Linked DNA regions of Homo sapiens: all the other regions are linked to region 3. A link is an interaction called in ENCODE POLR2A ChIA-PET data of the cell type or tissue named here. Cell type or tissue: GM12878. All regions are shown on one strand. Each heading gives the region's core, and the rest is flanking DNA. Links, peaks and the distances in the headings are about the cores only.

Region 1 (9,181 bases), core at 1,182-9,181, 130 kb after region 3:
AATCATGACATTGATGCGGAAGTGAGCATACCCAGGCTGAATGCTGTAACAGCAGCCGGTGTCATGAACTCCGATCATGTTTTAAAAATGACTCTGGAGCTTGTAAGTTCCTTTTTATTTCCTTGCCATTTGTCAACCTGGAGCTTGTTTCATTTTTTTCCCCGAGGAAACTGAACTCTTAAGTGAAGTCTGTCTGTGTATTCCTCAGGGGGCTTTCACAATCTCTTAGCATCTCTACAGATAAATTGCAATCCTTTCTGGACGTCAACAGTTGAGTTGTTGAGAATGGTCTGTATTCTCTCAGCAAATGTGGCAAAGAGAGCTGTACTGAAATGGAATTGCAGTCCTTGAATTCCCAACAGATTAGTGGGAAGAAGGAATTTTACATCTAAATTTTGGCAAATGTTCCCCAAAGTTCACTCCTTTATCTATTATGATGAACCATTCAAGAGAAGCATAGACTAGGCATATTAAAAGTGGGTGAGAATTTGGAGATTGTCAAGTATAACTCTCACTTTCAAATGGGGAAATTGAGGCTTTAGAATTTTAAATGGCCCACCCAAGCCCAAGGTCATAGTCTTTTAACTCCTAATGTTTTTCCTTCCAATCCACAACCAAGTGGCCTTTACTTTTTGCATTTGATTTTTATTCTCTCATTCCTTCTATTGCAATTCTCAAGAACAGAGCCCTGGATGGGGCACTTTGATTATCCCGTCTATATTCCCCAAAGTCATTTGAGGTCTAGGCTTTCTCTGCAGTCTTCCTCCATGGCCAAAGCATCCTGTATTTGCCACCTGATTCTATCCCCGAAAAAAACATTCTTTTGCCATCGGTAACTTGCAATGGGGGCTGCTCCTCAGATCAGCCACCCCTGGTCTAGGAGCCAGAAAATGTTCTCTATGTAAAGGATGGGGAATAATGGGGAGCCTGTTCTCCCCTGGAGGTTTCAAAGGCAACTTAATCACCAGCATCCTGCTGGGGATACATACCTTGGTCCCTGAGCTCAATTTTCCACCTGGTGTGCTGTGACCCATGACTTGCTGCTGCCATTGATCCTTTTAACCCTGGACAGGGCTCCTTGAGGACCCACTTGAGATAGGGAGTGGGTCTGGTAGTGCATCCTGAAGTCCTGCCAGGGGACAAGCACAATGAAAAACTCCTGACTGTGGGTCTGGAAGTGGCCTACACCTGTACATCTATTCAACAGCCAGCTGCTGAGACACTGCCCTCCTTCACAGATGGGGGCTCTGAGCTGCTGGACAACACTGCGTTCTGGATGTTCAAGGACAAAGTTGCAGCCAACAGTAGGGGTGTTCAGGATTATGGTTAGGGAAGCTGGGTGGGGGATCCTGGCTAGCACAACTCCCGACAGCAGCCCATGTCTGCCTCTTCACAATGAGATTCTTGTCTTCAGAATCTGTCTTGTTAGTGGTGTCCAAGCAGCCTCAAGGGTAACTATTAATACTCTAACAACACATGCACATTCTAGTCATTATTTTGAAATACTTAATGAAAAGCCAGTGGAGTGAACTCTAAATCAATTCACATTTTCCCCAAGACGTTTATTTCAGTATTCTTTTTGCCCTTCAAATCTTTGCTCCAATCCCATTTCCGTTGAAGACTTCCTGGATGACCTAGTAGAAAATGGCAGCACTCTTTGTCCACCTTCCTTGCTTTTTATTTCTCCATAGCATTTGCCATCTTCTAAGTTTACTTCTAAGTTTTCTCTTTATCCTGCTGATTCCCTGTCTTCCCCCACTAGAATGCAAACTCTTTTAGAGCAGAAATTTTTTTCTGTTTTGCTCACAGATATTGTCTCTATCTCTGCCTAGAACAGTGCCTGGCACAGGTCCACTCCCCAGGGATTTTCTTTCTGTGTTGATTTTATTTTCTTTGTTGATTGGCCTCCTCTGCTCCTCTGAAGTCCAGCAGGGCCTCTGTTGCCAAGGCTGCCCCCTTCAGTGTCAGCGCTTATTGTTGGAAATCAAGGATACAGATTTTACTTGTAAGGGGGTGTATTAGTCCATTTTCATGTTGCTGATAAAGACATACCCAAGACTGGGTAATTTATAAAGAAAAAGAGGTTTAATGGACTCACTGTTCCATGTGCCTGGGGAGGGCTCACAATCATGGCAGAAGGTGAAAGGCACATTTTACATGGTGGCAGACAAGAGCAAATGAGAGCCAAGCAAAAAGGGAAACCCCGTATAAAACCATCAGATCTTGTGAGACTTACTCACTACCATGAGAACAGTATGGGAGAAACTGCCCCCATGATTCAATCATCTCCTACTGGGTCTCTCCCACAACATGTGGGAATTATAGGAGCTACAATTCAAGATGAGATTTGGGTGGGGACACAGCCAAATCATATCGGGGGCATCCCTCACCATCTGTATTTTTGCTGACACTTTCTAGGACCTGCCATCACTGGCTTATTGCTTCCCCCAACCACCCCACACTTCATGAATCTTCTCTTTGCCTCCTCCTATTGGAAGCTGCTGGATCTCAGGTGCTTGCTGTGGGCAGCCCTTTAACTATTTTGGAGTCTGCAGATTATATGAATCACTGCAAATGGGGTACCTGGTTCCCCCACCCCCAACCACTTCCCCTGTTCTTTTGCTGTCTCAGCCTTTTTAGAGGGGAAGGGGCAGCACTGGGCCAATGAAGCCCCTGCCGTGGGCCCACGCCTCAGATCTCCCCTTGCCCCAGTGCTTTGGAAGGTCTCCCTTGAACTTTCTAAGTCCTTCTGAGGGCCTGGTACAGCTGGGACTGGCAGTGTTCCCCAAGCAGGATGCCCCAGCCCAGACGCAGACCCGTATGGACCCCAGTCTTTATTTCTCCCCTTTGAGATGACCTCTGACCCTCTACCGCAAACATGGAGTTAACCAGATATCCTGGGGAGCTCTGTAATTCACATCTATGGGGCTCTCTCAGAGACTGGTGGTTGGATCCCCATTTGAGGTGGGTGGCCTGGAAAGCAGTGTAGGCCCACCCAGGATTGGGCACCAGAATGCTGCTGACATGTTGATTGGGGCGACTCTCACATTGAACACAAGATGACTTCAGGGCATTGGCTACCGGCAGCTCATCGCTGACCCTTGGGCTTGAGCCACCAGTGTGGACCTATGCCCATCTGTGTTTTGACTGTGGTGCCACCTCTTGTCTATAACACCTGAGGGTGGCAGGTGTGCTGGCAGGTGTCCTTTACCCTGCGCCCGCCTGTGCTCCCAGCCTCGGGCACCCAGGGCAATAGCTGCCATTGCTGCATGCTCTGAGCCATGTGCCAGGCAGTCCTTCAAGGATGACTTTCAAAACTGAACACCAATGGGCCTTCCAATCAACGTCCTGTCTTGCCTCCCATGGTTACATGGTGCTCTGCCAGTCAGTATTAAGCTGTGCCTGATGGAGGAGGAATGTTTCTTGCAGGAGCGGGACTGCTCTTCCCTCTTTCTGCATTGACCCCTTGCCTACCCTTGTGTGGAAGGCAGGGGTTCAGTCAGAACCAAAAGTACTTCCATGGTAGGAATGCCGTGGTTACCACCTCAAGAGGCCAAGAGAAAACGCAGCTGGATGGTGGGTAGTTCTATGTTTCTACTATAAAATTCTGAATGGTAAACTTAACAGAATCGGAAAATGAATACTGTATGGGCTCACATTTCCCTGCCTCATCTGGGGAAGGCTTGCATTCATGAAGCACAGTAACAACCTTTGAGAGTCATGGGAAGCTAGGGTGGATGGATGATGTGGCGGCATGAGTAATAATTCAACCAGCATTACAAACATACTGTCAGGGAACTGCAGAGGCAAGAAGACCTACATCATTTAATGTGAGCAGGTTCTGAAGAGCTGCCTTGTGATTAATTACAACACTGCTGCTGTTTTCTTCTTGGTGAGAGACACAGTTAACCAAAAACAGCACACTGGACAATAAAATGCGTGAAGAGATGGCTCCTGGGTTTGAACAGGAAGAGGTGTTGCTTGGATGCTGCAAAGAATCCTCACAGGTAGCAGCTGGAAAATAAACAATACGCAAATGACTCTTCTGTACCAATTCTCGTTAATAACTCACTGAACCTCTCACATGGGTCCATCCATTTCAAAATCTTTTTTTTTTTTCGAGACAGGATTTCATTCTAACCTGGAGTGCAGGAGTGTAGTGGTGCAATCACAGCTCACTGTAACCTCCACTTCCAAGGCTTCAGTAATCCTCCTACCTTGGCCTCCTGAGTAGCTGGGACTACAGGCATGTACCACTGCTCCTAGCTAATTTTTGTATCTTTTTTGGTAGAGACAGGGTTTTTGCCATGTGACCCAGGCTGGTCTTAAACTGGGCCCAAGCAATCTGCCTGCCTAGGCCTCCTAAAGTGCTGAGATTACAGGCGTGAGCCACTGCGCCGGGCCACAAAACAATTTTTTTTTGAGATGGAGTCTTGCTCTATCACCCAGTCTCGAGTACAATGGCACAATCTTGGCTCACTGCAAACTCTGCCTCCCAGGTTCAAGCGATTCTCCTGCCTCAGCCTCCCAAGTAGCTGGGATTACAGGTGCACGCCATCACACTGGAACAATTTTTGTATTTTTAGTAGAGATGGGGTTTCTCCATGTTGGCCAGGTTAGTCTCAAACTCCTGACCTCCAGTGATCTGCCCACCTCGGCCTCCCAAAGTGCTGGGATCACAGGCGTGAGCTACCGCTCCCTGCCAAAACATATTTTTTAATCAAATTATTTTATAGACAGGGGCCCTGTGCTACACAGTCCTGAGAAGAAGAATATCTTGGCTTATGCAGCCAGAATGTGTATTGCTTCTGATTTTTTAGCTGCACAATGATTTGTTTCTGTTTCGGAGGAAGTCATTGGCAACAGGACAGTTTTTATCTTGAGTACTAATGGATGATGTGGTGAAATTCAGTGGTAAGATGGGTTGCTCTGACAGATTGGAACAGGCACATTCTAATACCACCATATTAAGTTTATTGGATGTTCCTCCTGTGGTGTTTATTAAAAATGGAAAGGAGATGAGGCCTTTATTATTTTAGGCCATGATGGGTTAAGGCACCACATTATTAGACTGTGTTCTCCCTGTGAAGAAAGTTAGATCTTTGGTCATGCCCAGGAACCTTCTAGACCTAAGGACTTTAAGTGTCTTTCCTGGCAGCAGTACCTTTGGCCCTGGGAAAAAACAGGCCAGAGAAAGCTGCTGAAAGAATCTGTGCAAGGTTAGCTCAGATATTCCATTAGGATCGATGTCTTTGATTCCTGGACTCACTACCCCTGAGCCCTCAACCTCTTTCTGGCTCTTTTATTTCAGGAAAAATGTTTCCATGATGCTGTCATTAACATCCTGGCCTTGTATACTTAACAGTACAAGGCACTAACCTTTCTTGAGGATTTATTATTTATTTATTTATTTAGAGACAAGGTCTCACTCTGTTGCCCAGGTTGGGTTGCAGTGGCATGACCATGGCTCACTTCAGCCTCCACCTCCTGGGCTAAAGCATTCCTCCCACTTCAGCCTCCCGCGTAGCTGGGACAACAGGCACGTGCCACCATGCTCTGCTCACATCTTAATTTTTTTGTAGAGACAGGATCTCATTATATTCCCCAGGCTGATCTTGAACTCCTGGGCTCAATTGATCCTCTCACCTCAGCTTCCCAAAGCATTGGGAATACAGACATGAGCCACCATGCTCAGCCCTTTTTGAGATTTCAAATGTGCCAGCCACTGTTCTAAGTCTGTCGTGATGTTATACTTGTTAAATCACATAGATCCAAGGGTTAAATGTTATCATTATTCCTATTAACAGATAAAGTCCCCAACCAGAAGTCAAGGTTTCATGGCTAGTAAGTGACAGAAATGCAAGATTGTGATGACAGAGCCTGTGTTTTTTTTTTTTCTTTTTTTGAGACGTAGTCTCGCTCTGTCGCCCAGGCTGGAGTGCAGTGGTGCTGTCTTGCTCACTGCAACCTCTGCCTCCTGGGTTCAAGTGATTTCCTGCCTCAGCCTCCCGAGTAGCTGGGATTACAGGTGTGCACCACCACACCTGGCTAATTTTTGTATTTTTAGTAGAGACGGGTTTTCACCATGTTGGCCAGGCTGGTCTTGAACTCCTGACCTCAGGTGATCCAACTGCCTCGGCCTCCCAAAGTACTGGGATTACAGGCTTGAGCCACCGTGCCCAGCCCAGAGTCTGCTTTCACAGATGGTCTGCTACACTGGTAGAGCCAGAGCTTGGTGACTGGAAGAATTAGTTTCTTTCCTATGTGTAGTAACATGGACATACTTGTTCCTGCTAGACCCTATTCTTGGATGGAGGTATCTCGTTGTGGAAGAGCAATTCTTATCATGACGTGTGTAATCCAAATGCTACCAATCCTTACCAGCCTGAGGCTACAAAGAAGGCACAACAGCATCAGTGACCCCAGTTCTTATTCTGGCTCCCACCTGCTGAAGCGGGGCCTCTCACCCTCCTGCAAACGTGCACACGAATATTTCCATTCGAACCTGAGATTCTCGCAGGTGCCGGACAGCTTCCTGTCAGCTCCTCTCCCCATGCTGCCGTAGTCTACTCCCCTCTAGCTCGCGGCAGCTACCCCTGGGCCCTTTGCAGGTCCTTGCAAGAGTCTCTCACTACTGACATTGCTGAATGAAGGTGCTTTCTCAATGGTGCTAACGACCATGCTAAGGGTGCTTTCTCCCAGTAATCCCAAATGCAACTATCCTTGTGACGAGGAGCCATGCCGAGTTCCACGGAGCTAGCAGTAGATTCGGTACTTCTCTCCTCAAAATTGTGTGTCAACCTCTCAGCATGCCAGTGCTGCAATGCTGGGATCCACCATCTCACCGAGTTGCTCACGAAATCCATTTCTTCAGCTCTCACTCCTCCCTCTGCGGGGGTTCCAAACCAGCCCAAGGGGGCAAGAAGGGTGACACAGCACCTCGTCCTTTCCACTGTCCCTATTCTGTCCCACCTCTCCTTTCCAACCCCCAAATAATCCTCCTTCCACCCACCTATGCATATCAATTCATGCACACAGACGGAGACGAGTAAAATTTACCCAAATAAAAGCCAAACTGTTACTCCCGGCTTGGGTACAGCTGGGACACCCTGATCCATGTTTTCTACAAATTAAATGGGAAAGTTTGTCTCCTAAGGCCGCCTGGGAGAGGTGGGAAATGAACTCCATTGTCAGAGCCTCGGAGAAAACATAGAGCCAACATCCTCCTTCACCCTTAAAAGCAGGTGGCTGGAGAAACTTTAATCTGAATCATTACAATAGATTAAAAACTGAAAAGATCGAATTTGGCTTTGAATTTTTTATTGTCTCAAAACTCAGCTTCAGACTGAAGAACAAAAACGACAAAAATGATATGAAGATCCTTAAAGAGGAAAAACCAAACCAAATCCAAAAAACAAAAATTAAAATACCAAGAGAAAAAGAACCCCAGCGGGAGGCAGCCATAATGCAACTTCCCGTTTTGCGGCGGGCATCTACCTTAAAGCAAGGGCCTGTCCATACCTACAGACGCCCAGCACTGGGGTAGAAGCAGTTTCACTTCATTGGTTGCTTCCCACGGGGCCTTCTCACTGTGGAAAGCAGAAGTTCATGGGATTAAAATAAATCTCATTGTGTATGCAAGAGTAACGCTGCCGGCAGAGCGCCTCTTCCTGTGACTCCACACTTCTTCAATTCTAAGCTTGGTTCTTTCCACCCAGACTTTTTTTTTTTTTTTGAGATGGAGTCTCACTCTGTCGCCAGGCTGGAGTGCAGTGGCACGATCTCGGCTCACTGCAACCTCCGCCTCCCGTGTTCAAGCGATTCTCCTGCCTCAGCTTCCCAAGTAGCTGGGACTACAGGCATGCACCACCACACCCACCTAATTTTTTATTTTTAGTAGAGACAGGTTTCACCATGTTGGTCAGGATGGTCTTGATCTTCTGACCTCGTAATCCGCCCGCCTCGGCCTCCCAAAGTGCTGGGATTACAGGCGTGAGTCACCGCACCCGACCTCCACCCCGACTTTCTAGGCACTCTCTCAGGAACCCTGACTTTGGTTTTGGGGGAAGCCATGAAGCACTTGCTGAAGCATCGGGTCACTTCATGTGTTGTAAATTCTGTAACAAAATCTGGAAGGAGCCCTTGTGTCAGGGAAAGAACCTACTGGGAAGGTCTGGTCTTCTCCACAACTCATCTTGACCGGGGCACCTGCTACCTTGAATCAGTCGTCTCCGAGGGCAGAACCGCAAATCTCATGGGATTGGAATGGAAAGAGAAAGCTGCCTTGGTTTTCTTTGGTTGTTTCTGATTTTTCTTTTTTCTTGCTCTTCATCACCTCCTAAAGGCACAGAAAGGGGCCATTTTTCTGGTCTTCTTAATTCTCACTCCTGTCCCTAATTAGAAACAACAGCAGAGAATTGCTGAAAGCTATATTCCAGCTAAAACCAGGCTGCAGCGTTCGCATCACCTGAGAGACGTCAGACATGCAGAATTTCAGGCTCCATCCCAGGCCTACTGATTCAGAAGCTGCATTTTAGCAAGATCCTGGCTGGATTTTATGCACAGTAAAGTTTGAGAAAGAAGGCTTTAAAAATGAACTGAGCAATACAATCCTTTTTTTTTTTTTGCACGGGGGGAGGTGTTCAATAGCAGAGTAGGGTGACTCTAGTTAACAACAATGTATTGTATATTTCAAAGTAGCTAGAAGAGAGAACATGAAATGTTCCCAGCACGTAGAAATGATACTCAGGGTAATGGAGACTCCAAATACCCTGACTTGATCATTACACATTTGATGCATATAACAAAATAGCACATGTACTCCATAAATATGTAAACTATCATATATCATTAAAAAAAATAAACTGAAGGCCTTAAAAAGGAATAAAATAATGGCATTTGCAGCAACCTGAATGGAATTGGAGACCATTATTCTAGGTGAAGTGACTCAGGAATGGACAATCAAACATCGCATGTTCTCACTTATAAATGGGAGCTAAGCTATGAGGCCACAAAGGCATAAGAATGATACAATGGACTTTGGGACCTCGGGGGAAAGGGTGGGAGCGGGGGGGTGAGGGATAATAGACTACAAATTGGGTACAGCGTACACTGGTTGGGTTATGAGGGCACCAAAATTTCAGAAACGACCGCTAAAGAACTTATGCGTGTAACCAAACAC
Region 2 (10,376 bases), core at 427-8,426, 71 kb after region 3:
GTCAGTCCGTTTGGGCTGCTCTAACTAAGTTCTGAGATGTGTGTTAGGTAATTTTGACTTTGGTTGAACATCATAGAGTGCACTCACACAGACATAGATGACATAGCTTACTACACACCTAGGCTTATGGTATAGCCTGTTGCTTCTAGGTGATTGTAACACAATGCTTAGTATTTGTGTATCCAAACATATCTAAACATAGCAAGGGTATGGTAAAAATATGGTAAAGAAGATAAAAAATGGTACACCTGTATAGGGCACTGATGTGGGTTGGCTGTGTCCCCACCCAAATCTCATCTTGAATTCCCACGTGTTGTGGGAGGGACCCAGTGGGAGGTGATTGCATCATGGGGGCGGGTCTTTTCCTGTGCTGTTCTCCTGTTAGCGAATGGGTCTCATGAAATCTGATGGTTCTTTAAGGGGGAGTTTCCCTGCACAAGTTCTCTCTCTTCCCTGCTGACATGTAAGATGTGACTTGCTCCTCCTTGCCTTCTGCCATGATTGTGAGGCTTCCCCAGCTCTGTGGAACTGTAGGTCCAATAAACCTCTTTCTTTTGTGAATTGCACAGTCTCAGATACGTCTTTATCAGCAGCATGAAAATGAACGAATACAGGCACTTACCATAAATGGAGCTTGCAGGATTGGAAGTTGCTCTGGGTGAGTCAGTGAGTGAGTGAGGGGTGAGTGAATGTGAAGGCCTAGGACATTACCATATCCTACTGTGGACTTTACCATGTCCCACTGTGGACTTTATAAGTCCCATTGTACATATAGGCCACACAAAAATTATTAAATTTGTTTTCTTTCTTTAGTAAGAAAAATTATTAAAATTGTTTTCTTTCTTTAGTAAGAAGTCAACCTTAGCTTATTGTAATGTTTTTACTTTATCAACTTTTTGCCTTAAATTTTTTTTTGGCTCTTTAGCAATAACACTTAGCTTAAAACACACATTCTACAGCTATATAAAAATATTTTCCTTCTTTACATCTTTATTTTGTTTTTTCTATTTTTAAAATATTTTATTTTTATTTTTCACTTTTTAAACTTTTCTGTTAAAAACTGAGACACACACACAGACACACACACACTAGCCTAGGCCTACTCATAGGGTCATTATCAATATCACTGTCTTCTACTTCTACCTCTTGTTCCATTGGAAGGTCTTTAGGGGCAATAACATGCATGAAGCCATCATCTCCTGTAACAACAATGCCTTCTTCTGGAAAACCTCCTGAAGGACCTGCTTGAGGATTTTTATAGTTAGCTTTTAAAAAAATAAGTAGGAGCACACTCTAAAATAATGATTAAAATTATAGTCTACTAGATACAGAAACCGGTAACATAGTTGCTTATTATCATTATCAAGTATTATGAACTGTACATAATTGTATGTGCTGTGCTTTTATATGACTGTCAGTGTCGTATGTTTGTTTACAGCAGCATCACCACAAACATGTGAGTAATACATTGCACTGCAATGTTACTAGGCCATAGGAATTTTTCATCTCCATTATTATCTTATAGGGCCATGACTGTTGAGTGAAATATTGTTATGCACTGCATGACTGTACCACAAATTGAGTAGCTTATAAACAATGGAAATTTATGGCTTATAGTTCTGGAGGCTGTAATGTCCAGGGTCAGGCTGCTGACAGATTTGGTGCCTGGCGAGGGCCCACTTTCTGGTTCATAGATGGCTTGTCTTTTCACTGTATCCTCACCTGGGGGAGGGCACTAATGCCATTCATGAAGGCTCCACATTCATGACCTAATTGTCTCCCAACATCTCCAACTCTTAATACAGCTCTTTCTCCGTATCCACAGGGGATTGGTTCCAGGAGCCCTGTAGATTCCAAAGTCTGTGAATGCTCAAGTCCCTTATGTAAAATGGCATACTTCCAACCTGAGCATCATAGTGAGACCCCACCTCCTCAAAAAAAATACATGCCTGGCGGCACATGCCTGTAGTCCCAACTACTCAGGAGGCTGAGGTGGGAGGATTGTTTGAGCCCAGGAATTCCAGGCTGCAGTGAGCTATGATCATGCCGTTGCACTATAGCCTGGGCAACAGAGCAAGACACTGACTCTGAAAAAAAAAGTGTACTATTTACATATAACCTATGTACATCCTCTCATATACTTAAATCATCTCTAGATTTCTTACAATACCTAATACAATGTAAATGTTATGTAAATGTTATGTAGTTGTTAAACTGTATGGTCTTTTATTTTTATTATTTTGTATTATTATATTGTTATTATTTATTTATTCATTTATTGAATATTTTCAATCCATGGTTGTTTGAATCTATGGATGTGGAACCCATGGATATGAAGGGCTGATTGTATTATCCCCTTGGGGGTTAGGATTTCACCATAGGAATTTTGAGGGGCACACAAACATCCAGACCATAGCAAAAGAGATAAGAAACCTAGGTTAGTGACCAGGGAGGGCTGCTAGGATGAGCCTTGATGAAAGATCTTTCATCAGGAGGATCCTGGGCATGTGGCTGGGAAGGGTCCTGGGCATGTGGCTGGGAAGACCCTTCAAAGGGGAGGGCACAGTGGGTGCAAAGTTGGAAGTGAAAGAATACCATGAGCGAAGAAAGCATCAAATTGGCAGTGTTGCTGGATGTGTTAGTTTCCTGTGGCTACCAAAACAAATTACCACAAACTGGGTGGCTTAAAACAACAGAAATATATTTCTCCCAGTTCAGGAAGGCAGAAGTCAGAAATCAAGGTTGGCAGGGTTGTTCCTTCCAGAGGCTGTCAGGGAGAAATCATCCCTTTCCTCTCTCCTAGCTTCTGGTAGTTGCTGGCAAACCTTGGCGTCCCTTGGTTTGCAGATGCATCAGCTGCTTCTTAGAATGCCCTGGAGGACATGCCCCAGTAGTTAGCAGCTTTCTATAGAATGTGGTACATAATACTTCTTTGTCTTTAGTTTTGGACCCAAGTCATAAGAAAAGTTCCAGTCAACACCCTATTACGTAATCAGTAGAACCAACAGATGAGAAGAGAAACCAAAATTATTGGTAGGCTATTGACATACATGGCAGATGCGCAATCTAAAAAAATGTATCCCAAATTTGGGTTAAATAATCAATAATCTGTGCCTGTGTCTTCACATGGTGTTCTCCTCCAAGTCTCTGTCTTTTTTTTCCTGTCTCTTACAAGGACACTCTAGTTGGATTTAGGAGCCTCCTTAATCTGATGCCATCACATCTTGGTCCTTAACTTAATTAGATCTACAAAGACTCTTTTTTCAATGAGGTCACATTCTGAGATTTCAGAATAAATCTGAAATAAATGGACATAAATGTTTGGAGGTTGGGTGGAGGACACTATTCAACCCAGTCCTCTGGAGTTGGCATGACCAGCTCTGATGCCCTGGAGACTCAGTTGAGTGTGGCAGCAGAAAAGAAATGTTATCCTGGAAAGAGTGAAGACTCTAAAAGAAGCTGCTTGGAAAGTCAGAGGTACAAAGAAAGGAGTAATAGGCAAAGAGAATAGAGTGGATGGGTGTAAGAGCACAGGAAAGAGACAGTGGATGGAGACCCGGGATATAAACGGTGAGAGTGTGGGAGTTTTAAAGAGAATGAGACCACAAATATGGGGAAAGGAGGAGGTATTTCTGTCTAGGTTTCTGGGGACTGGTTTGATTAGAAAGGAATGAGACTAAACTACAGGGAGTAAAAGACCTGAGGGGATTTCTAAAACCACAGGGACTTTCTGAGAGTTTCAATTACGGTTAGTTTATGAGGAATCTCAACATCATCTAGTCCAAATGTGAAGTAGTGTTTATTTTTCTCAGTCATTCCATCAACTGGATTCTGAAATTCCCCTCTTGTCACTCCTTAGTGATATCTTGAGCAGATTTAATACTTCTGCAGTCCTTTTGAGATACTGATACTCCAATCTAGTTTAAAATTCTAAATCTCCATCTTCATCTAAAACTCATCTTCTTTCTGCATGTCACAGGCTAGGTCTGTAGCTCAACCTTGGCATATATTTTGGAGGTAGGCATGGTTTATCTGAGATACACTCTTCTTGCCCCTCCCTCTCCCAGATCTAGCTCCCTGAAGTGGAGATCAAGGATGAGTGGTAAGAAGGCAGATATCCTTTTCTATAATTGTGTCGATTAAGGTACAGTCTAAGCTGCAGGACTGGGAGACCTCAAATACAGAGGCTTAAATAAGATTGAGGTTTATTTCTTTCTCATATAATAGAAAAAAGTATAGCTAAGAGGTCTAGAATAGGTAAGCTGTCTCTATTCCACAAAATCATTCAAGGGCTCAGGATGACCAGATGTCTCTGTTTCCTATAGCTCTGGTCTTATCCTATGGCCTCCATTCTCCCTTGCATGGAGCCACAGGAGCTGATGAAGCCCTCCTGTGCCTTTTTGTGTGTGTGTGGCCCATGGGATGCTGAGGTGGAGATACACCCCCTTTCCCAGGTACCTGATACCACAGTCTCTAATTGCCAGTTGGCAAGGGTTGGTCCAATGGAAATCTCCAACAGAGTAGACACCAGTCGCTCTACTAATTTACACTCCTGAACCCCCAGGGGGCACGTGTAATGTTCTCTAATACTGCTCAGATGGGCAGGGGGATCAACCTCAGAGGGTGATCCTACACATTGCTGCATCAAAACAAGAATCCTCTTGAGGAAAGAAATGCCTGATCTGCCTGTCCCGTGTCTAAGAGTAATTTTACTGTTATTTCCCCTTCACTTGGCTTGAGAAAGAGATGTCATCTCTTGCATAGGGAGAAGAGCTTGCAGGCTTACATCATTAACACTCATCTCCTGGTGCTGCTGACTCTCTTGTCACCCTCCCCAGCATTCTCAGGTGAATGGGGGAAGGTAGGGTGAGGCGATGCTGTGGACAGTGCTATCTGGTTCTACTGCTTCTTAGAATGCCCCGGGGGACATGCTTCAGTTGCTAGCAGCTTTGTATAGAATGTGGTACATAATACTTCTTTGTCTTCAGTTTTGGACCCAAGTCATAGGACAAGTTCCAGTCAACACCTTATTATGTAATCAGTACAACCAACAGATGAGAAGAGAAACCACATTGTTGATAGGCTATTGAATTATATGGCAGATGAGCAATCTAAAAAAAGTATCCTAAATTTGGGTTAAATAATTAATAAAAAAGACATTTCATCTATAGTAATAGAAAAAAAGGCAAAGAATAGTGGTATGGGTTTATGTCTATTGGTTCAAAAAGTCCACTTTATAGAATATATATTAAAAAAATAATTGTTCAGCCAGGCACAGTGGCTCATGCCTGTATTCCCAGCACTTTGGGAGGTCGAGGTGGGTGGATCACCTGAGGTCGGGAGTTCGAGACCAGCCCGACCAACATGGAGAAAACCTGTCTCTACTAAAAATACAAAATTAGCCGGGCGTGGTGGTGCGTGCCTGTAATCCTAGCTATTCAGGAAGCTGAGGCAGGAGAATCTCTTGAACCTGGGAGGTGGAGGTTGTGGTGAGCCGAGATCATGCCATTGCACTCCAGCTTGGGGAGCAAGAGCGAAACTCCATCTCAAAAAAAATAAATAAATAAAAATAAAAGTAATTGTTCATACACATCCCAAGGAAACATTGCTGCTTATTGCAGAATTGTTTCTAATTGTGAAAATTGGAAGCAATTTAAATGTCCAACAACAGAAGATTGGTAAAATGCATTATAAACTAAAATATTAAAAATTGCATTATAAATAAAAAGGAATATTATCCAGCCAATAATCATGAAATTGTAAATGGATAATTACTGACATGAAAAGATATTTATGATCGATTATAGGTTAAGAAAAGCATATTACAAACAGTATACGTAGTATGATGCTATGTGTGTGTGCATGCACTTGGGCATGTGTAAGTAGATAAATTGTTATAAATTTTCTGAACCACAATTTGCAGTAGGAGCCAAGAATCTAAAGAATGTTAACATATAGAGAAAAATGACTGCATGGTTGCTCTAAAAATGATATTGGTGTGATTCTATTTGGTGAGATTACTGCTTATTCAAATATTTTAAAATTTATTTATATTTCCTGATTTTCCTACAGTAAACATTTATTACTTGGATAATTGAAAATTAAAAAAACTAAAAAAATACATTTGCGAAGAACAGATACACGTATATCTATCTTATCTTGTTATGGAGAAAAACTTTCTAAATCTAAAACCAGGGTAGCCATGGTGTGCTGGAGCTTGCTTGCACAGATTTGTTAAATCTGATTCTAAAGTATTCAGGGCCAGGCACGGTGGCTTACACTTGTAATCCCACCACTTTGGGAGGCGAAGGCGGGTGGATCACTTGAGGTCAAGAGTTTGAGACTAGCCTGACCAACATGGTGAAACCCCATCTCTACTAAAAATACAAAATTAGCCAGGCATGGTGGCACATGCCTGCAATCCCAGCTACTAGGGAGGTTGAGGCAGGAAAATCACTTGAACCTGGGAGGCAAAGGTTGTAGTGAACTGTGATCATGACATTGCACTCCAGCCTGGGCAACAAGAGCGAAACTCCATTTCAAAAAATAAAATTAAATATAAATAAATACATAAATAAAAATAAAATATTCAAGAGCTTTGCCAAAAAATTAGTTGGTAGCTAGCCCTCAGCAATAGCGGGAATACTGACACTGCAGATATCAGCAAATGCTACAAATCAGACTTTTCTTTTGAAACTGCTTTACCAGCACACATCTGAAAGACAGTAATAGCAAAGAAAAGGGGAACTTACTTGTTTATATAAAAATGAATGTGGGGCCTGGTGAGAAGTAATTAGATCATGGGGGAGGAGTTCTCATGAATGGGTTGACATCATTGCCTTAGTGCTGTTCTCGTGATAGTGAGTGAATGAGTTATTGTAAGATCTGGTTGTTTAAAAGTATGTAGCACCTCCCCACACTCTCTCTTGCTTCTGTTCCTGCTGTGGAAGACACCTTGCTCCCCCTTTGCCTTCCATCATGATTGAAAGCTCTGTGAGGACTCTCCAGAAACAGAAGCCACTATGCTTTCTGTACAGCCTGTGGAACTGTGAGCCAATTAAATCCCTTTTCTTTATAAATTAGTTAGTCTCAGGTATTTCTTTATAGCAGTGCAAGAATGAACTAATACAGAAAATTGGTACTGAGGAAGGGGGCATTGCTATAAAAATGCCTGAAAATGTGGAAGCAGCTTCGGAATTGGGTAACAGGCAGGGGTTAGAAGAGTGTGGAGGGCTCAGAAATAGACAGGAAGATGAAGAAAAATTTGGAAATTCCTGGAGACTTGTTAAATTGTTTTGACCAAAATGCTGATAGTGACAGGGACAATGAAGTCCAGGCTGAGGAGGTCTCATATAGAAATGAGGAACTTACTAGGAACTGGAGCAAAGGTCACTTTTGTTAAGTGTTAGCAAAGAACTTGGAAACATTGAGTCCCTACCCTAGGAATCTGTGGAACTTTGAACTTGAGAGAGACCATTTAGGGTATCTGGCAGAATGAATTTCTAAGCAGCAAAGCGTTCAACTTGTGGCCTGGCAGCTTCTAACAACCTATACTCCTATGTGTGAGCAAAGAAATGACCTGAAACTTGAACTTATATTTAAAAGGAAAGCAGAGTGTAAAGGTTTGGAAAATTTGCATCCTGGCCATATGGTAGAAAAGAAAAGCCCATTTTCAGGAGAGGAATTAAGCAGGCTGCAGAAATTTTCATAACTAAAAGAAAGGCAAATGCTGATAGCCAAGAAATGGGGAGGTGGCTTCAAAGGCATTTCAGAGACCTTAGAGGCAGCCACTTCCATCACAAGCCTAAGGAGGCTTAGGAAGGAAGAATGGTTTCCTGGACCAGACCCAGGGACACTGCTCCTCACATCCCAGCCACTCTAGCTCCAACAATGGCTCAAAGTGGCCCAGGTACAGCTCAGGCCACTGCTTCGGAGAGTGTAAGCTATAAGCCTTGGCAGCTTCCACGTGGTGTTAAGCCTTCAGGTGTGCAGAGTGCAAGAGTTGAGGCTTGGAAACCTCCACCTAGATTTCAGAAGAAGTATGTAAAAGCCTGGATGTCCAGGCAGAAGCCTGCTGCAGGGCCAGAGCCCTCATGGAGAACCTCTACTAGGGCAGTGTGGAGGGGAAATGTGGGGTTGGAGCCACCACACAGAGTCCCCACTGTGGCACTGCCTAGATGAGCTGTCAGAAGAGGGCCACTGTCCTCAAGACCCCAGAATAGTAGACCCACTGGCAACTTGCACCTTGTGCCTGGAAAAGCTGCAGGCAGTCAACACCAGCTCTTGAGAGCAACTGTGGGGACTGAACCCTGCAAAGCCACAGAGGAGGAGCTGCCCAATGCTTTGGGAGCCCACCTCTTGCACCAGTGTACCTTGGATGTGAGGCATGGAGTCAAGGGAGATTATTTTGGAGCTTTAAGATTTAATGACTGCCCTGCTGGGTTTCAGACTAGCATGGGGCCTGTAGCCCCTTTCTTTTGGCTGATTTCTCCCTTTTGGAACAGTTGTATTTACCTAGTGCCTGTACCCTTGCTGTTTAAGAGTAACTAACTTGCTTATGGTTTTACAGGCTCATAGGTGGAAGGGACTTGCCTTGTCTCAGCTGAGACTTTGGACTTCTTTTGAATTAATGCTGGAATGAGATAAGACTTTGGGGGACTGTTGAGAAGGGATGATTGTATTTTGCAATATGAGAAGGACATGAAATTTGGAGGGGCTGGGGGTGGAATGATATAATTTGTATCTCTGTCCCCACTAAATCTCATGTCCAGTTATAATCCCCCATGTTGGAGGTGGGACCAAGTGGGAGGTGATTGGATGGGGGTAGAGTTCTCATGAGTGGGTTAGCATCATCTTCTTGGTGATGTTCTCATGTTAGTGAGTAAGTGAGTTATCATATTATGAGATCTGGTTGTTTGAACGCATGTAGCCCTTCCTCTCTCTCTCTCTCTTGTTCCTGCTCCAGCCATGTTCCTGCTCTCTTGTTCACTTTTCACCACGATTGTAAGTTTCCTGAGACCTCGCCAGAATCAGAAGCCACTGTGTTTCCTGTACAGCTTGCAGAACTGTGAGCCAATTAAACCTCATTCCTTTATAAATTACCTAGTCTCAGGTATTTTTTTCATCAGTGCAAGAATGGACTATTACACAATTAAATAGTAAAAAACAGAACCCTGAAAGAAAAATAGGTAAATGACATGAACAGGTAATTCACTAAAGAGATACATATTGCCAATAATAAAAAAAAAATAAAACAATAATGAGATGTCACTCTACATCTATAAAATTGACAGCTCTCTATAATGTTATTTTTGTGGAGGATGTGTAGAATGTCTACCCCAGCACACTCTTGGAGCGCAGGTAAAGTGGAACAAACTTTATGGAGAGCACTTGGTGCTATGTAACATGACAATGCTCATGTCCTTCAACCTAGTCATTCTTTCCCAGAAATTTATCCTAAAGCAATAGTAAAAGATTCAGACCACGACTGTGTACAAAGGTGCTTATAACATTTTGTGAAATGCAAAGGGCAAATCTCTGCTCAGACAGAGCTGAGGGTGGCTGGTCATGACCTAATATTTACTCAGGTACTGATATATCAGTGGCAATTTCAAAAATTTGACTGGAAAACTTTAGATCATTAAGGGAGAATTTATTAAAAGGTAAATGTAAATGTGATGACATTTCTCATTCCCAACACGTTTACAGGGTGCAGTTTTGAAGTTCTAGGATCAGGTGGGTAAGAGAAACTATAGGATTGTGTAGGGGCAGTAGGGAGGAAAAGAGGGAAAGGAAGATCACTATTCTGCACAATTGATGTGAGTGCTAACCTCACTGCAAGAAGCACCTCACAAATTATGACACTGTGCCCACAGCATTTGTTTCCTTCCTTATTGATTAAGAAACCATACTATCTACTCCTTCATGATAAAAACACCCAACAAGCTAGGAATAAAAGAGGACTTTCTCAACTGATAAAAAGCATCTATGGAAAAACTCACAGTTAACATTGTACTTAATGGTAAAACATATACTTAAAGCTTTTGCCCTAACATCAGCTACAAGATAAGGATGTCTGCTCCCACTACATTTTTTTGAAACTAGATCTCATTCTGTTACCCAGGCTGGAGAGCAGTAGTGTGATTATAACTCACTGCAGCCTTGACCTCCAGGCTCAAGCCATGCCCCGACCTCAGCCTCCCGGGTAGCTGGGACTTTAGGCACACATCACCATGCCTGGCTAATTTTGGTATTTTTTTTTTTTATTTTTGTAGAGACAGAGTCTCCCTATGTTGCATATGCTGATCTTGAACCCCTGGCCTCAAGTGATCCTTCTGCCACAGCCTCCCACAGTTCTGGGATTACAGGTGTGACCG
Region 3 (10,376 bases), core at 1,462-9,461:
GCCACTGGCCTCATCTTCGACTCTGGGCCCCCTTCTAGCTGCACCACCCTATCCTCCAGAGACTTTAAAGTTATGGGTGCCTTCCTGATCTGTGGTCTATGTTGAGCCATTATCTTGGGATTGAGAGAGGCAAGCGAGGAACAACTTCCATTATGTACAAGCATAGTGTCAACCCCAGGGCCATGCTGCCTCAGGTAAAAGTGAGCCTCAGATGAGAATACAGCTGGCTGCCACCCTGATTTTAGCCTGTTAAGCTCACATTATTTTACATGAGCAGCTGTCCCATACCTGAACTCTTGACCCACGGAAACTGTAAAATAATGAATGCATGTTGTTTTCAGCCTCTTTAACTGTGGTAATTCCTTACATAGCAACAGAAACTAATACAAGAGGGTATACTGAACTTCATTCTGATATTGCATGAGGAATGTGCAAATGTCATACACTCTCAGAGAAACCACGTGTTTACTCACCCTAGAAGAAAAGTGGCAAGTTTTTCCATCCACGGACTGACAGCTCGCCCATTGAATTTACTATCCAGCATCTTCTTAGGTGTCCTTTTGTAATCTGATCTTTGCATACGTGCAGATTTGGTTCCAGTGGACTGTGCTCCAAGGCCTCTAGGTTTTGTTACTTGGTTCAAATATAACCAGTAGATGGTGCTGACATTACTACTTAAAAAGCGGGATATTATTTTTCATGGCACAGTGACCATGTGACTGGCACAATGCTCATGATGGCCTACAGGAATTTACCTCTCTAGGCTCTTCTGGATCAATGATTACTCAGAGCCAGATGCGAACCATCACAATTTATAAATTGTTGTGAGAGTAACAAGATGCAGTATTTATTATCTGCATGGTGGCTCAGACACAGAGAAACTTTAAGAGCAACCCCAAACACAAGCACAGGCCGCAGATTAAGACAATGACGTCGGATCAAGTCAAAAGGGACCTGCTGTGAAAAATCACACCCTGCTTTTTTTTTTTTTTTTTTTTTTTTTTGAGACATACTCTCATTCTATTGCCCAGGCTGGAGTGCAGGGGCGTAATCTCTGTTCACTGCAACCTCCACCTCCTGGGTTCAAGCAATTCTCCTGTCTCAGCCTCCCATGTAGCTGGGACTACAGGCACCCACCACCACGTCCAGCTAATTTTTGTATTTTTAGTAGAGATGGGTTTTCACCATGTTGGCCAGGCTGGTCTTGAACTCCTGACCTCAAATGATCCATCCACCTCGGCCTCCCAAAGTGCCGGGATTACAGGCGTGAGCCACCATGCCTGGCCACATCCCACTTTTTAAGCAGTAAAGTCAGCGCCATCTACTGGTTACATGTGAACCAGGTGACAAAACCCGGAGGCCTTGGAGCACCATCCACTGGAACCAAAGCTGCATGTGTGCAAAGGTCAGATTATAGCAAGACACCTAAGAAGGTGCTGGATAGTAAATTCAATGGGAGAGCTGTCAGTTCATGGACAGAAAACCTTGGGAGGGTCCAACAAAGCCCAAAGTCAAATGAGGTACAGACACTGAATGAGAAACAACAGCAAATGGTCTGACCAACCAGGGCTAGAGCAGTTACAGGGAGATGCACCTTTAAGTGTGCACAGAGAGCACCTATAGCTGCTACCACAGAGCAGATGATTTCTGTGTTTACTGTGGCAGGAACTTATATTTAAAAGTTTAATGAAAGAGTAAGTCCTCCATCTATACTAGAACCCTCGAACCACCAATTCATTATAAACCAGAGTGGTTTGGATGCGGTTAAAACTGGAAACATCCAGGACACATGACTGTTTTATGATATAAACCACGAGAAGAGCTGTATAATTTTAGTGACCATATTATTTACTTTTTCATGACTTATTCCAATTAAAACAATCTTTTAGAACCTCCTTTTTAGTTTTTGGCTTAGAAAGCATGTCACTTCTAAGTGCCACCAGTGGCAAGATCCTTTTGATAGCCACTAAGTTCAAACATTTTTCCAAGGACAGAGGATGCCTGCAGGTGCTTGTCCTCACCCTTGTGAAGAGATAGCATCCTGTTCAGAAAACAAAACAGGCGCCTCTACTTGAATTTAGTTAAATTTGTCATCTGCATATGTGGTACTCAAGGCATAGCCATCCCCTTAATAAGCAATAGAGAAAATCTGCTCTCCAGGCTTACCAGAGAGGTCAACATTTATTTGGCCATTGCTACTTCTTCCCAGAGCCTTCCTGAGCAAACTGATATTTGACAGAGATGGAATTAGAGGAATGCAATCTATCCATTCTTCCAGGCAGCCTAAGCTCTGTCAAGTTAGATATCTGGCCCTTAACACTGTGGTCATGGTCCACTGGGGTGGGGCAAAAGGCCTGAAGACCTTCCTGGTTTTAGGAGTAACAGTGAAGTGGACCAATTCATGGCCTATCGCAAGGTCCTCATGGCCATGGACTGCACCTTAGAATACCTGAAGTGGATGATGTGAAAACTCTGTTACCTGTGGCTTCCCCTATCTTCTTATCTTCCACCTTCAAGATGAAATGCCTTTGCTAAATTATCTTAGACATATTGATGTTATACCTTCAGTTCTCATGAAGAGAGAATATAAGAAATGGTAACATGAAGAATATCATGACAAATTTGCACTCAGGAAGACACTACACTGTCCATCATATTTTCTCTTTGTATAAGAACAAATACAGGAAATTTCTTTAAAAATTTAAAACCAGAAAAATATATTTATTTAAATTAAAATTTTGTTTTCAAAGAGAAATAAATAATGTACTGGCAGCCAAGAAGCTCAGAGTTGAGGTCAATACTCAATTACAAAAACTCTATTAGCCATGGGATGTATAAAATATGTATCCTCCCTACCAGCACATTGTTTTCTCCTTATATTGTAATATCCTGCTAATGAAATGCCTTTTATCAAGATATCTCAAATCCTTTTTGGGAGTAGATGCGTTGTGCACTAAAAAAATTCAAGTGGGACGATAAACACGAAGCTTTAAGAATATATTATACTTTAAAAGACCATATAATATAGTGGCTAAAAGCCATACTACTTGGCTTTTAAATTGCAACCCAGACATTCCTGACTTTGGTCAAGGTCTTAGTCTCTCTCTGATTAGCTTCCTTACCTGTAAAGTGCAGCAAACAACAGTTCCTCCATATAGGGTTATTTTGAGGAACAAATGTATTGGAGGAATAAATGAAGCACTTAGAATAGTAAGCACTAAACATGGTTTGCTCACGGGCTAATGTTAAACTCTATTAGTATACAGTACGATCAAAACGTCCTATCCTATTAGGCTTTGGTACTTTGTCTATTCCAATGCAACATACAATGCTTACCTACTGTGGCAGATGCTGACGACAGCAGAGATTTGCCCCAGGATCCCCAGCCTGCCCATCCTCCTCCACTTGGAGGGGAATCCACAGCCTGGAGAAAAACAAATTAGCCACAGGTCAGAAATTCAGTATATCTCTGAATGGAAAAACACCTATTGGTTTGAAACAAAGAGGAGGTTTGGAAAAGAATCACCAACAACCGTATCTAATTGGCTTATAGTTTATAAGGGTCATAAAAGAATATCCCAAACCACACTGCAATGTGTACTTTGGAACCAAATTGATTAGTGCTGATGTTGGCTTCTGAAGGCTTGGTTTGAAGTGAGAAGGGAGTTTGATGTTAACTGAGCCTCGATTCTCTCTTATTATTTAGAAGACAGGGAAAAGGCTGCATGGGAAAAAGATACGCATGAGGGCACAAGAGGGATTTGAAAAAGTTCAAAATGATCTGGACCCAGGCAATTCTTACAGGGCTTAAAAAATGTGCTCTTCAAGGTAGAGTTAACTTTTAAACTCTGGGGCAGTAGGCAGGTGCTTTGGCATGGATGATGGGCAAAGTGTCTAAAAAGCGTCAATACACCTGGCGATGGATGGGCAGTAGTGACAGGAAGGCTTGCAAGGTAGAAACCTTTGATTCAAGGTGCCCTGCTTCACTCATAGTGACTCCTATAACACAGGGATAAGACTGTCCCTGACCTCAGTGGATTCCAATTCGTTTGCCTAGGTTTTTGGAATTGGAACTGAGAGACTGTGGTTCAGTGTGAACTGTGTGCATGAACAGAAGTTGAAAACTCAGGCTATGTGGATGACCCTGTTATATCCACCACGCAGACTAAGAATTAAGAGAAGGCAGAGTGAGCAGAATGGAGACTGGCTTAGAGCTGCTGTTTGGATTCCTGACAGCTTCTCAGTCCCTGGTTTCTGTCCCTCTGAAGGCCCTGCTGCTTTCTGATCTTTGGGTTCTATGAGATTCTCTCATATTCTTGTTCATTTTTTTAAATGTTTTATTCACTGATATACTCTCAGAGCTTAGAAGAGTGCTTGGAATATAATGAATGCTTAATAAATATTTGTTGAATAAATGGCTGAAACTCATCCATTTTCTCAGGTATGCGTGTTTCTGTTACTTGCAACCAATGAGTCCTAACTCAAGTAGGGAACCACAGCTTTCTCTTTCTATCTGGGAACACATTCTAGAAAACAAGGCAAGAATAAATATTCTATGAGTTACCTGTATGGAGAATCATAGCTCTTTTTTACTCAAAAGAGAAGAAGGAAGGAAGGAAAGAAGGAAGGGCGGGCAGAAAGAAAGTAAGGAGGCAGTGGAAAATTCCTACAGAGTTTGTAGATTCCATAACTTTTGACTCACAGCTGGTCCATTAGTCATCCCCAACTCCCAACTCCCTTGCTGTTTTTTTTTGTTTTTTTTTTTGAGACGGAGTCTTGCTCTGTCACCAGGCTGGAGTGCAGTGGTGCGATCTCAGCTCACTGCAAGCTCCACCTCCCGGGTTCACGCCATTCTCCTGCCTCAGCCTCCCAAGTAGCTGAGACTACAGTTGCGCACCACCACGCCTGGCTGATTTTTTCTATTTTAGTAGAGACGAGGTTTCACCATTTTGGCCAGGATGGTCTTGATCTCTTGACCTCATGATCCGCCCCCTTGGCCTCCCAAAGTGCTAGGAATACAGGTGTGAGCCACCATGCCCAGCCTCCCTTGTTATTTTCTACCCTTGCAGATAAGGATGGCCATATGAAACAGTTTTCAACCAATGAGATATATAAATGGAAAAGTTTTTGCTTTCATGATACATTATAGTTACAGCGAGTGCCCACTCTTTCCCCTTCTCTTTTTTCTGCCCTGAATGTGGACCTGAAGCTTCAAATTGAAGCAGTCATTTTTGCTGCCTCAAGGGAAAGGCCAAGGAGTCTCAGTCACTGGTCCTGGCTCCGCTGAGCTACTAAACCAACATAAGTAGCTGCCTATCTCCATTCTTTGTATTAAGTGAGAGAAAAAAAATCACTATTTTGTGAACTACTATATGTTGGATTTTAGTTACTTTGACTCAAAAGCATTCCTAACTGATTCAAATGCCACCCATCAGTGTAGAGTACTGGTTGAGACTGAGTTATGGAAGTTAAATTGCTTGGGTTTGACTCCAGGCTCTACTGTTTTGGACAACAAGTTACTCAAATTGTTTTAAGCCTTCATTTCCTCATTATAAAATGCAAACAATAGTGGCATAAGAGCCATAAGTATAGGAACCAATAACCTCACCGGTTCGTGAAGATCAAAAGAAATAATTCATATAATGTTGCGAGCATAGTGCCTGGCATATAAGAAGTACTCCAAAAGTGTGAGCTAGAAATAATAAGAAGAAACTATGCTTTTAAGACTAAGAAGCAAAAAGCTTTGAAAGTTAGCTGTCATTTTTTTTTTCTTTCTGTCTGGAAACAATGAGAAGCTTGTTAACATGAATGGAAATATTCATGACTCATCACTGCCTGCTTTCATTTTTGGTGTCTACATTGATTTACTTCACTTCAGCAATGGAATCCAGTAGCAATTTTACACCATTATGAAGACAGATGGAAATCAGTGATTAATATCATTCTTTCACAGGACAAATCACTACCTATGATTAGGAAGAGTTAATACAATTAGAGGTGACAGCTTCTGACTCAAATTTATAATATTTATTATGTTCTGACAGCTGGTAATTGACTAGCAAATGGAAATAAATGTTAAATGAGTCTAGAACTTTTTGCTGTATAATAAGTGACTACTTCAATTGCTTTATTAATAAAGTCCTTTGACATTGAGCTGTGACTTCTTGATCAGCTATAAATATGTTATCAAATGGTAAATATTCAAATGATTAAATACACATATTTAATATAAAAAATGTTAAGCATGAATTATAAATATATCTCATCATGAATATGGTCTCCACTTTAAATGGACTTAATGTCACACAATTAGGAGATGCTACAACAGGCAGCATGGAGCTGCTCAGATTGCCTATTACCAATAGAGGGATTTAAAGACGTTTTTCTCACCCTTCCCCCATAACTCCCACCTCCTTCCATAGACAACTTCACATCCTAATACATAGAGGAAAAAAAGCCATCAGATGAGAACTCTCTCAGCTTCCTGCCTGCTCCCCATAACTCTTATAACAGCAAATTAGATTTGGCTTAATCAAAAGGGATATTCAAAACTCAACTGGAAATCATTTAAACATCTAAACCTTTGTGTGGTACTAAGAAAGAATGTAGGATTCCATCAAGTTCACAGTTCTTTTTTCTTTTTAGGAGACAGAGTCTCGCTCTGTTGCCCAAGCTGGAGTGTGTGGTATGATAATAGCTCACTACATCCTCCAACTCCTGGGCTTAAGTGATCTTCCTGCCTCAGCCTCCCAAGTAGCTGAGATTACAGGCATGCACCACCACACTTAGGTAATTTTTAAAAATTATTTTTTGTAGAGACAGGATCTCACTATGTTGCCCAGGCTGGTCTTGATCTCATGGCCTCAAGTGATCCTTCTATCTTGGTCTCTCGAAGTGCTAGGATTACGGGTGACTGCACCTGGCCCAAGTTCAACGTTCTTTAAATAGGAAAGACATTTTCATATCTAGTATCCCATTTAAAGGTCTTTATCATTAAATAGAAAATGCATTTATTTTAAGCTATCAAGTTTAAAGGTATTATTAGATAGAAAAAAGTAAAATCCCAGAACTCCATCAAATTCAAAGGCCTTTATCATTTAGATGGAAAACATATGTACTTATCTTAAAGCTGAAGGAGCAACTTGGTTCTTCTATTTCCTTGAGCAGATCAAGAATCAGGTGCTGCGTATAACTTGTATCCAGGGATGTGGGCAATGAAACCTGTGAGTTTTGTAACTCATAGGGTGATCAACACTTTTTAATTTTTGTAACTCATGACATAGCTACGCTAAAAAGGGGGTCAGTATGACAGCTGGGAGGATGAAAATTGCTCTGGAGTCTGAAACTCTTGTCAAAATATCTGATTGAAAATGGCCTCAGTTATTTCCAGCTAATTTTCTTCCTTGGTAAGTATGCATCATTCAACTTTGGGAAGATTTAAAAATTAAACATAGAAAGGTTGAAAGCATGGAAGATACGCTATTCATATTTTTGGGCATATTTGTTCTTTTCTGTACTACTAATGTTGAAGGAATCTGACCTATTAGAGTGACAGTTTTTGAAAATCAATCAAAAATGAATAATTGAATTATTAGACTTCTGATTTTAAGCTGAAATCATCCCAAGTTTCCGCACATTATTAAGAGTCTTTAAGTCAACTCTGTAAATTTATTTTAGTAGCTTTATAACAATTATTAAGTACTTAGCAAGGTTTTGTATAAGTAGATAATTCAGGTACTTTAAAAGGAAGTAGAATATATTATAAATGCAGTTTAAAGTATTTAAACGTGTGTAACTTGGTAAAAAGGACCAAATCAAACATTAACCAAAAGTACCTTGAAAGTGACTGTTTGATTTTGCTGGACTTCTAAACAGTGAGATTTGTGAGATTCACGTGAAGCCTAAGGATTGGGTTTTTCAGTTTGTCATCTTCATAGATGGAACACGAATTGTTTAAACCCAATTAAACATTTGAGTAGTTCTTTTTATGCACAAAATATACACAGGCCTACACCAAAAACCCATCTAAACACAAATTAAGTACACTACCCTGCGATTCACAATTACTTCCTCCCTCTCATTATTATGGAAATGCACCTTCCTCTTAGGTACCATAGCACCTCCACCTACACATCTCCCGATCTGGTTAGGTTGGTTTTACTCTCTCCTAGCTTTTCGGCCTTTTTCTATGCAAGCTGCTTCCCTGTACAGGCTACATTCCTTTTTTTTTTTTTTTTTTGAGACGGAGTCTCGCTCTGTCTCCCAGGCTGGAGTGCAGTGGTGTGATTTTGGTTCACTGCAGCCTCCACCTCCTGGGCTCAAGCGATTCTCCTGCCTCAGCCTTCTGAGTAGCTGGGATTACAGGCACCCACCACCATGCCCGGCTAATTTTTGTATTTTTAGTGGAGACAGGGTTTCACCTTGTTGGCCAGGCTGGTCTTGAACTCCTGACCTCAGGTGATCTGCCCGCCTCGGCCTCCCAAAGTGCTGGAATTACAGGTGTGAGCCACTGTGCCCGGCCCAGGCTACATTTCTATACATGCTTTCTATATAGGTTACATTTAATCATGCACATGATTCCTCTATCTTAAAGCCAACAAATGAAAATCACGACATGAACAAAATGTGTCTTTCAAACTTATCTGGTGTCTGCTCCACATCTTTCTTCTTTGTCTCTTAAAAAAGGTGCTTATAGTGGCCGGGCACCATAGCTCACACCTGTAAACCCAGCACTTTGGGAGGCCAAGGTGGGCAAATCACCTGAGGTCAGGAGTTTGAGACCAGCCTGGCCAAAAAGGTGAAACCCCGTCTCTACTAAAAATACAAAAATTAGCCGGGTGTGGTGGCGCATGCTGTAATCCCGGCTACTCGGGAGGCTGAGGCAGGAGAATCGCTTAAACCCAGGAGGCGGAGGTTGCAGTGAGCTGAGATCGTGCCACTGCACTCCAGCCTGGGAGGCAGAGTGAGACTCTGTCTCAAAAAAAAAAAAAAAAAGGTGCTTATCTTCTGTATTCACCTCCCTTGTCCATCCTCCCTCCACAGCAAGACTCCTGTGCCACTACTTCATGAAATCGTTCTCATCAAGGTCAAGTGGCTTCCTGTTGTCAAAGCCACGGACTCATTTTAGTCTTTTTATTACTTACTTGACCTCTCGGTAGCATCCAAAGCTCACCCACTTTTACATCTGCCTTAGAGTGTTCTATTCTGATGGCCTATCTTCTGACTCTCACTTTTTTTCCTTTTTACCATCTTTTAGTATGATTTCAGTTATTTACATTAGAATGCTTCTACATGCATATTGTGACATTATGGGTGCTTCTCAAATTAACCTACAATCCAAGTGCTGTCAGCATTCCAATAAAATATGCACAGTCCAGGGTGGTCAGCCAGCATTCTAATCAGGAAAGCCATACTCTGGAGGCAGCTATTTATAGAGGTTCTATTATCTGTATCTGGTAACATCTGATGCTTTACCAATTACCACACCTAACTGCAAAAATGGGTTTTAATTGGTACACATGGTGGACTATTTACTAGCATTCTCAATATCTGAAAGGGGTTCTAGATGGTAAAAATAAAGGTATTCAAGGAGCTGGCTTCGGTGGCACACTCCTATAATCTCAGCACTTTGGGAGGCCGAGGCAGGAGGATCACTTGAGGCCAGGAGTTCAAGACCAGCCTGGGCAACATGGCAAGATCTGGTCTCTACAGAAAAATTAAAAAATTAGCCAGGCGTGGTGGCATGCACATGTAGTCCTATCTATTTGGTAAGGTGAAGCAAGAGGATCACTTGAATGCAAGAGTTCAAGACTGCAGTGAGCTATGATCTTGCTACTTCACTCCAGCCTGGGCAACAGAGAGAGAGAGAGACTATTTTTTTAAAACAGGACGGGGCCGGGCTTTGTGGCTCATGTCTGTAATTCCAGCACTTTGGGAGGTCGTGATGGGTGGATCACCTGAGGTCAGGAGTTCAAGACCAGCCTGGCTAACATGGTGAAACCTGGTCTCTACTTAAAATACAAAAATTAGCTTGGCATGGTGGCAGATGCCGGTAGTCCCAGCTACTCTGGAGGCTGAGGCAAGAGAATCACTTGAATCTGGGAGGCAGAGGTTGCAGTGAGCCGAGATCATGCCACTGCACTCCAGCCTGGCGATAGAGGGAGACCCTATCTCAAATAAATAAATAAATATAAATAAAAATTTTTAAAAGTATTCAAGATGTGTAAATAGTTAAGTATATTTTCTGCTCCTCCCAGTTTTATATGAATAGGGTGTTACAAAGGATTTTGCCCTGTGTAAATGGTCTTCCATCCATCTTTCAACTCTGGGGAATTCTGGTGACTTGATGCCAGCTATCAGGGAAGAAACCTTAGCTC

The links. ChIA-PET counts read pairs that join two places held together with the same protein. Peaks named below come from ENCODE experiments on the same cell type or tissue, not always from the same donor. Only the 100,000 strongest peaks of a DNase experiment are listed, where the experiment ranks them.
Region 1: POLR2A ChIA-PET joins it to region 3 with 9 read pairs; 2 of 35 experiments call an interaction of 5 or more read pairs at or near these places.
Region 2: POLR2A ChIA-PET joins it to region 3 with 5 read pairs; 2 of 35 experiments call an interaction of 5 or more read pairs at or near these places.

Annotation. Positions count from the first base shown.
Region 1 is chr4:38,760,167-38,769,347 of GRCh38, reverse strand. No RefSeq gene overlaps it. Among named protein-coding and RNA genes, the nearest start is that of TLR10, 18 kb to the left of the region's middle. RefSeq lists enhancers at 4,815-4,884, 7,521-7,830, 7,931-7,980, 8,031-8,200, 8,221-8,370. In GM12878, for the core only: CTCF peaks have their summits at 7,565 and 8,342; DNase peaks (open chromatin) are centred at 6,494, 6,667, 7,587 and 8,257; H3K4me3 peaks cover 2,872 bases; H3K27ac peaks cover 4,355 bases.
Region 2 is chr4:38,813,082-38,823,457 of GRCh38, reverse strand. It overlaps TLR6 (toll like receptor 6), which reads left to right. Exons shown (of 2, transcript NM_006068.5): 2 at 1-561. LOC124900695 (a long non-coding RNA gene) reads left to right here and starts at 6,922. Exons shown (of 2, transcript XR_007058101.1): 1 at 6,922-7,048; 2 at 8,966-9,101. RefSeq lists enhancers at 3,726-3,845, 4,891-5,000, 5,021-5,070. In GM12878, for the core only: no CTCF peak of the experiment used is centred there; DNase peaks (open chromatin) are centred at 2,927, 3,717, 4,867 and 6,837; H3K4me3 peaks cover 1,121 bases; H3K27ac peaks cover 4,666 bases.
Region 3 is chr4:38,884,791-38,895,166 of GRCh38, reverse strand. FAM114A1 (family with sequence similarity 114 member A1) reads right to left here. Exons shown (of 15, transcript NM_138389.4): 4 at 3,337-3,424. Among named protein-coding and RNA genes, the nearest start is that of MIR574, 22 kb to the right of the region's middle. RefSeq lists enhancers at 4,055-4,224, 10,284-10,376. In GM12878, for the core only: no CTCF peak of the experiment used is centred there; a DNase peak (open chromatin) is centred at 5,826; H3K27ac peaks cover 710 bases.